2 separate regions of the Homo sapiens genome follow, and region 2 is linked to region 1. Evidence: chromatin loops called from intact Hi-C (ENCODE). Cell type or tissue: ovary. All regions are shown on one strand. Region 1 overlaps C13orf46 (chromosome 13 open reading frame 46). Region 2 overlaps RASA3 (RAS p21 protein activator 3).

What was found. A loop is a pair of places that touch in the nucleus more often than their neighbours do. Peaks named below come from ENCODE experiments on the same cell type or tissue, not always from the same donor. Only the 100,000 strongest peaks of a DNase experiment are listed, where the experiment ranks them.
Region 2: it touches region 1 in a loop (5-fold over the local background); 4 of 110 quality-filtered maps call a loop at or near these places.

The regions. Positions count from the first base shown.
Region 1 is chr13:113,968,251-113,972,250 of GRCh38, reverse strand. It overlaps C13orf46 (chromosome 13 open reading frame 46), which reads left to right. Exons shown (of 7, transcript NM_001365455.2): 2 at 2,029-2,080; 3 at 3,491-3,656; 4 at 3,737-3,784. Among named protein-coding and RNA genes, the nearest start is that of C13orf46, 3.8 kb to the left of the region's middle. In ovary, no CTCF peak of the experiment used is centred here; DNase peaks (open chromatin) are centred at 600 and 1,720.
Region 2 is chr13:114,015,153-114,019,152 of GRCh38, reverse strand. RASA3 (RAS p21 protein activator 3) reads left to right here. Exons shown (of 24, transcript NM_007368.4): 10 at 234-390; 11 at 901-1,049; 12 at 1,802-1,916; 13 at 2,882-2,956; 14 at 3,821-3,944. Among named protein-coding and RNA genes, the nearest start is that of C13orf46, 43 kb to the right of the region's middle. In ovary, no CTCF peak of the experiment used is centred here; no DNase peak of the experiment used is centred here.

The sequences.
Region 1 (4,000 bases):
TCTCAAAAGAATAAGTTACGCCAAGGCTGCTTAGCGGGAATTTAAGTTGGGGCGGGGAGTGGATCTCCAATAATGCCGCCCGATGCCACCACAGTGCGGACTTAGAGGCCGGGGTCGGATGGAGGGAGGGATTGAGCCCCATTGTGGCTGACATTTCCCTCAACACCTGCTGGATTTGCCCAAAACTGCACGATGGGAGGTGCCGCAGCAGGGAGGCCGGGCTTCTGTGTGGCCGCTTGTCCTGTCTGGCAAAGATGTCCACCCTGCACAGCCTCCCCCAGGCACCAGCACCCTCAGGGTTCGAGACCACGGCCCAGGAGCGCATCCTCCCTGGAGCTTTGTGGCTGCCCCCAGACAACTGAGATTCTGCCGGAGAAGAGCAGGAGGCATTTCCAGCCCTGTGACCCGAGGAGAAGGGCCGGGCCTTGCTGACCACTGGTAGAGTCCGACGTGGCCTTGGTTTCTGCAGGGACTCAGCTCCTCACCCCTCGCAGACTTGGTGGGCTCCATGACATGCCCAGTGCCACGTGCACCCACAGGTGCCCGGATGTGTGAGACGCCGCGTCCACTTCACAGGGAGGCCTCCGGGATGCGGGAGACGTGGGGTGGCCGACTTCACGGGGGCACCAGTGGGGTGTGTCTGGGCCTGGGCCATGCGGAGCACAGGAGACCAGCGCTCACGGAGGGCAGCCCAGAGAGGCCGGCAAGAGCACAGTGAGAATCCGCTGGGTTCCAGACCCACTGAGGCCCTGCCTTGAGCCCACATGCACCCTGGACGCCTGTTGATTCTGCAAAGGCTCTGCGCTCCACCTCTGGGCCCCACTCGTGGCTTCTCTGTTGGGGGCAGCCCCTCGTGGTCGGCCATTGGTCTCATTTCCCTGGAAGAGCCCCATTCCCCAGCTGCCCCTTGGGCCTGTGGGCTGAGCTGAGTGACCTGCCTGGAGTGGCCCATGTGACTCTGCCGAGCTCTGGGAGGAGGTCTGGTCTCTTCCATCACAAGCATCATTTAAAGCTTTGGAATCATCCCTGTTGTATTTGAATCCCGGGCCAAGGGGGTGTTGTGGGAAGAGGGAGTAGCTGCGGGAAGCCAGGGTCTCCGCAAACATTCCCGGCTCCGATGCGGCTGGAGGCCCTGTGGGATCTGGAATCCGCTCACTCCAAGGCTCTCCTGAGCACCTAGGGCTTGGAGAATCCTCTGCCACATGACTTCCTCACAAGGCTGTGCTGGTTTGCAAGCTCCTGGGAACGGAGAACTCAGTGTTTAACTAGAATGGAATGTTTCACGTTGGCCAAGTCAGTCAACACCTTTAGCCAAGTGTGCCAGGGAGCAGTGTGTGCTCGGTGCAAGCCGGTGGCCAACAGCCAGGCTTGGGTTCCTGCCGGGAGCACCAGAGCACCGCTCACCCGAGTTGATGTTCCTGGGCCCCTGTCCTCTGTCACATCAAGGTAAAGATCCTCACGAGACATAAAGTGGTCCCGAAAAAAGACTGCTAGAAACATCCCGCAATGCCTCTCGGGGAGCCCAGAGACCCTGGGGATTGGTGGATTTTCCTGGACAAGCCAAGTGGGGTTTCAAGTCCCACCTGTCCGTGAGAGGAAGCCTGGGTTGGGGGTAGTAGCCGGCATGGGCAGGTCTTGTGGGCTTCTCCCACCCTCCCGCTCAGCTACCTCCAGCCAGCTGTGCTAGGACAAAGAGGAGTTTCAAGAGGTCCCGGAGCCTCATGTGTTTACTGTAAGGCGGCTGGCCATGCCTCACCCTGAGTCCTGCAGGGAGAAGGTGGAGCCCAGGTGTGGGCTGAGCTGCTGGGGCTGAGCCAGGCTCAAGGCCCTGGCACCAGGCTGTGGAAAGTGCCGATAGCAAATACCGGAGGGCCGGGCATGGGCACAGGTCGGGGAGAAACTCAAGTTAGCTGTAGCCATGGCTGAGAGTTGAGCTCTGCTGTGGGTGGCTGTGGGCGGCTTGGGGCAGGTCCTGAGCTCCGGTAGCTGCGGTGTAATGGTGCTGACGGCTCTGTCCTTCCTCCCCAGAGTCCGAAGATCAAGGGAAAGACCCAAGCAGTAACGCGGAAGATGCCAGCTGGTAAGCAGCCTGTCCGACGCTGGCCTTTGTGAAGGTGGAGCTGGGAAAAGTGAGGTGGACACAGGAGAGGGTGGGGTGTGGGAGTGGTACCCGGGCATCAAGGTAGACACTTAGAAGGGGACAGAGGGAGCCCTGGGTCCTGCGAAGACCCCGCGCAGGGCCTGGATGGGAGGGCTGGGAAATCCTCCTTATTTTGAGAGGAATTCAGCGTGGGAACAGGACCCACCTGTAGCGGGGTGGTGTCCTCAGGACTCGGGCCCTGGCCTGAGGGTCACACAGCTGCATCCCTCTCAGTAGACACCCCATGGCCCTCTGGGGAAGGAGGCGTCGTCTCACTAGTGGACTGCTGGGCCCACCTTAGATGTAAACAACTCGAGTGCTCCTTTAGGGAGAGGGCGTGGGGCCCTGGACAGCACATCCCCACTTCGTACTGCCGAGTTCTTGCCTCCCTGCACCTCGCGTCCCGTTCTAACCCAGCTCTGGTTCTCCCACCCACTCACCCTCCTGCCATCAAAGAAGACTTAAAAGTCATTGAATTCCTCAAAAATTTGTCTCAGATCTAACAAAGTCGATTTACCAGCACCATGGCAAGGCACGGGCCAAGTCCCCCTTATTTACAAATGGCTCCCGTTGAGTGGAGACCAAGGAAGGTGTCCGGCCGCCGAAGCGGCCAAAGGTGCAATCAGTTGGTGAGAGTGAGTGTTCGTGTGTTAGACAGGATGTGTGCGGCGCCTGGAGCCTCCCACTCCGTAGAGCTCAGGGAAGCTGATGGCCTTGGTGAGGGCAGTTGAGCTGGGAAGACCACACACCTTTAGGGTGGCAAAGCTGAAAGCGTCTGCTCACGTTGGCCAAGTCAGTCAATACCCTCGGCCAAGTCAACGCCATTGCAGATGGTGGCGGAGCCCCTGTCATCCTCACTGCCTGTTGCATTCCTCTTGCCCCTGGCCACACACCATAGCAGACCACAGAAGGGGTCACGAGGTTGGTGCGAGTAACAGCAGGGCCAACCGTGGACCCTCCAGCCTACTGGCCAGCATGGCCCATTTGGTATCCACATGGAGTGTGGATCTGCGACAGGGTGGCTGCATCTTCTCATCAGATTTTGGTTCTTTGAGCAAGGTTAGACCCTGCTTTCCAAAATAAGCCCAGGTTGGCTGTAATCCCAGTCCAGACCCTGGCTGTACAGGGTAAGTTTTCCAGGCAAGATGGGCCAGCAGAGGGAGCCAGGAGGGCCAGGCTGTGGGGCCCTTCAGAGCCAGAACTCTGTGCTGGGTCAGGGCACCTCATAGGTGCCCACCAGACCCCAGGGGCACCAGCCTCAAGCCCAAGGAGACAGACCCAGAGGAGACCAGGAGCTGCCCGCAGCTATCTGCCGTCTCTTCCAAACCACTTTCCCTGCTCCTCCCGCAGTCAGAAAAACCTAGCACAAGACAAGAAGGAAAGCTTCAGCACCCTTGGGAAGCTGGGTCATGAGAGTGGAAAACAAGACCCAGAGAGGGAGAAGAGCGACTTGGAGGCCAGCATGCAGGAGGTGCAGGAAGGCGAGCACGCAGACGGAGGCTTGCAGGAGGCCAAGGTTGGGCCACGCTGAGGAGCGGTGCATTTTTTCCTCTTGCCTTGGAGCCCGGCCTTCACTTAACCTCTTTGGTCTTACAGGAACAGGAGGCAGAGTCCATAAAGCTAAATGACCTTCAGGAAGAAGAGGTAAGAGCTTTTCCCTTTAGTAATAGAAGTGAGAAGGGAGGCCTGTCCAGGCGGGAGTTCTGCCGGAGCCTGGACCTGCCCGGGACGGTGGCCTGGGGGTCAGCTCAGCAGGCGCCAGGCTGTGAAGCTGGACTGACTGGGCCCCTGCTACCCTAGAGAGGCTTGGGGCCAAGCTCTGAGACTCTTTACCCGATCCCAGGGCAGCCTGACCCCTGC
Region 2 (4,000 bases), 47 kb before region 1:
TTTCCCCCCTTGACTCCTGCGCCTTTGGCTCCAACACTTGCCTCCTGGGGATCCCCGGTGACCAGCCCTGCTGGGGGTCTTCGGTGGGGAGTCCCCAGGGGCTGCACTCTGAGGGGTCCTACAGGATCACCCTCCTGACCAGTCGACCTCAAGCAGGCAGCTGGGCTTCCCTGAGAGCTGCTCCTTGGCAGATGCAGCCTCATGCCTCCCCTCCATGTGTCCCTCCCACCCAGGTACTTCCTCCAGCCCCGGGACAATGGTAGCAAGAGCCTAAAGCCAGACGACCTGGGCTCCCTGCGGCTGAACGTGGTATACACGGAAGACCACGTGTTTTCTTCTGACTATTACAGCCCTCTGCGGGACCTGCTGTTGAAGTCTGCGGATGTGGAGGTGCTTGTCCACGCCGTGGCCTGTGGGTGTGGGCAGGAGGTGCCACCTGCCTGGGGCCCCACCCTACACCCGGGCCCACCCCAGAGGGCACCTTCTCCCTGAGGGGGCCTTTCCCACGCCTCCCAGCCTGGCCTGTTTCCCGTCCAGATGCCTGGACCCCTTTGCTGGGGGCACTGGTCCGTCGACAGTTAGAGCCGTGGGAGCCTGGTGATGCTAAGGACTCTCCGGGTTGTTCGAGGGGGACCCCATCATCAGAGTCCCTCTACCGGCTCAGGGGCCCTAGAGCTGGCTGCATGGGGGGGTCGCTAGAAGGAGGTGCAGATGCCCCTCCAAGGGTCCAGCCAAGCAGCAGCAAATGGGAAGTTTGGTGTTTTTGTGAATGTGTGTGTTTCTGTCTCAGCAAAGAGCCGTATCTATTGTGGCTGGAAGTGAGACCCCAGCCAAGGTGGGGACAGGCCTCTGGGGTTCCTGCACCCCGGGCCCTGGCACTGACCTCACCCCTCCCCGCAGCCCGTGTCAGCGTCTGCGGCCCACATCCTGGGCGAGGTTTGCCGGGAGAAGCAGGAGGCGGCCGTCCCGCTGGTGCGGCTCTTCCTACACTATGGCAGGGTGGTGCCATTCATCAGTGCCATCGCCAGCGCGGAGGTGAAGCGGACCCAGTGAGTGCCCACCCTGCCCCGGGGGAGAGCGGCCTGGACCCGCTACAGGGATGGCAAGGTCGTCGCCGAGAACCACGTGTCCTGGGGCAGGGCTTGAGGGAATTCAAGGGTCCCCAGAAACCATGTTGATTCAGGTTTTCTTTCACAGACCCAGTTAATGATTCTTTTTTTTTTTTTTGAAAGTCCCATTTGCCTTTGAAATCCCGGGTAGAGTGAGTGAGTGGGGAGGGGAAACGGCTCCTGGGGCTCGAGGACAGCTCAGGTCCCCTCCCTGGGGCACTTTGGGAGCCCACAAAAATGGAGCACAGCTTCCCTCAGGACCTGCCTAGTGCTGTTTCCGGACGCCCTGTTCTAGAAACATCTGGCTGCACCTGCAGCCACTGTAGCTGACAGGAGGGTTTGCTTCTCTGCTGGCCCTTGGATGCTGCCAGGGTCTGGTGCCCAACTCTCTGCACAGGCAGAGGCCGCAGAGGGGAGAGGGCGGGAGGGCGAAGGCCAGCCAGGCTCCTCCTGAGCTGGTGGCCACGCAGGTAGCCGAACGGTTCCCTCTGGCAGTGTTGACACAGGACGGTTCCATGGCCAGGGCCTCCAAGCACCTGGCCTGGTTGTGCTCCTTGTAAAATGTCAGGAAGCCGACTGATGGGCGTGCACTGACCTCACAGCCCACAGGCAGGTGCTCGGGGCCAGGCTCTGCTCCGTCTGCACTTCCGCGTCCCCAGGAGACAAACGCTGTCCCCATCGCCATTTCCCAGGGACCCCAACACCATCTTCCGAGGAAACTCACTGGCGTCCAAGTGCATCGACGAGACCATGAAGCTGGCGGGGATGCATTACCTGCATGTCACCCTGAAGCCCGCCATCGAGGAGGTGAGCACGGGGCCGAGAGTCCTCAGCCTCACGAGGCGTGGGGAGGATTTCCCCCAACAGAGGGCACTGCACTGGGATCCAGCCAGACCACGAGCTGGGCTTGAATGTCGGCCCCTCTGGCCTCGCCACGGGGATGCTGATTCATTCACTTTTATCAAGAGGATGTTCCCTGTGTACTCCAGAACCTTCCAAATTCTCCCAAATTAAAACTATACATAAGAAAATCCACCACTCCACAAAGGAGAACATGCAAGAAAAGCCTGGCTCTTCCCAGGGAGACCTTCTTTCTCCACATGTCCTGCAGTCCCCTGTGTTTGGGCCCTGGCTGCGTGGCATGTTTGAGCTGCACGCCCAGTCCTCACCCGACCCTCTGATGCCCGCACACCCACTCCTCACCTGACCCTCTGATGCCCGCCAGGCTGTGCCCCCCGTTTATGAGCGGGTTTGTAAACAGGTTCTTTGCAAATGTGAGAAAATTGAACATAGCATTCTGGTTTGCTCTGTGGGCAAAATCATGGCAGCATTTTGAAGTAAAAATATTATTAAAGCCCTGTGAGGCCTAGTCCGTGTGGGCTGGTGCACATCACTCCTGAGAAAGCCCGATTCGTCTGATCGCGGGCGCACATCGCTCCCTGAGAGAGCCCGGCTCGTCTGATCGCGGCCATGGACTGGGCCCCGTGCCTAGTGTTTGCGCCTGACCTCTCACTTGTCCCTCCGCAGCCAGTGACACAGGCCCAGGGTTGCCCCCTTGCAGCTGAGGCTCGGGACGACACCACCCCACGGTGGCCCTGCAGTCCGGCCTCACCGTGCCCCTCCGTGCCAGTGGCCGGGTTCGGGGAGCTGTCGTGGCATTTTCTGGATGAGGCTCAGGGTCTACATCTCAGCCAGGCCTGAGACCCCTTCCACCCTCCCTGCCTGTGCCCCCAGAACCCACTCACAGAGCCCTGTCTTAAACCTCTCCCCAGATATGCCAGAGCCACAAACCCTGTGAAATCGACCCTGTGAAGTTGAAAGACGGAGAAAACCTTGAAAACAACATGGTAGGTTTTGTTCATGAACCAACCAAAGCCAGTCACCTGCTTGGGGTTTTTCAGCCGATGGCTGCCTGGAAGCTCTGACTCACCCCGTGACCCCGGTTGGGGTGGGAGCAGGACCAGGCGTGGGGATACCCGCCTCACCCGGCTGCAGTACGCTGGCTGCACTACTGGGAGGCCTCAGCCACCACCTTTGGCCTGGCCTGTGTGCCGGGCTCTGCGTCCCCTGGGGGGTCCCGGCCAGCTCTTCCTCCCCTGGAGTGATCCGGTCTGCATGCCCCAGCTCTGCCCCCCCGGAGGGTCTGCCCTGCACACCCTGCTCTGCCTCCCCTGGACAATCCTGACCAGCTCTGCCTCCGCCCCGGCTCCTCCTTCCCTTGGGCAATGGCTCCTGCCCCTCCCTTTTCCTAGGACAGGATGGCCTCCCTGCCTCCCCAGGCTGTCCCCAGAGCTGTGTACTGCGTTTTAAAACAGCAAAACTCCCTGATGTTGAACTTGCTCCAACATTTTAGTCACTTCACATGATACTTCTTGCAGAGCGTGCTGTTTCGTCATTTCTGTATGTAAATGACAGAGCTCTTTGCCTTGGGCAGGCACATTCTAGTGAACGTCCATTCCCCACTCAGTAAACGAGGTCGGGGCCGAGCCGGGGAGCCGACGTGGTGCCTGTGTAGTGATTTTCACGCGTGAATTGCCACAGCTCCCAGCACAGATTTCCAGGGAGTGGCTGTTCACACGTGTCTCACTGCCGCAGCTGCCCTGCGCCCGCCCTCAGCCCCTCCCCACGCGCCCCTCCCTGGGCGTGCCCTGGTGCTACACGCACCTGTGGGCAGCCTCGGGAGTGGGTCCCAGTGCCGTGTCCCGTTGCAGGAGAACCTACGGCAGTATGTGGACCGCGTCTTCCACGCCATCACTGAGTCTGGGGTGAGCTGCCCGACCGTCATGTGTGACATCTTCTTCTCCCTCCGGGAGGCGGCGGCCAAGCGCTTCCAGGGTGAGTGCCCTGAACACCCTCATGTTGCTGAGAAACTGCCATAGCGCTGTGCAGGG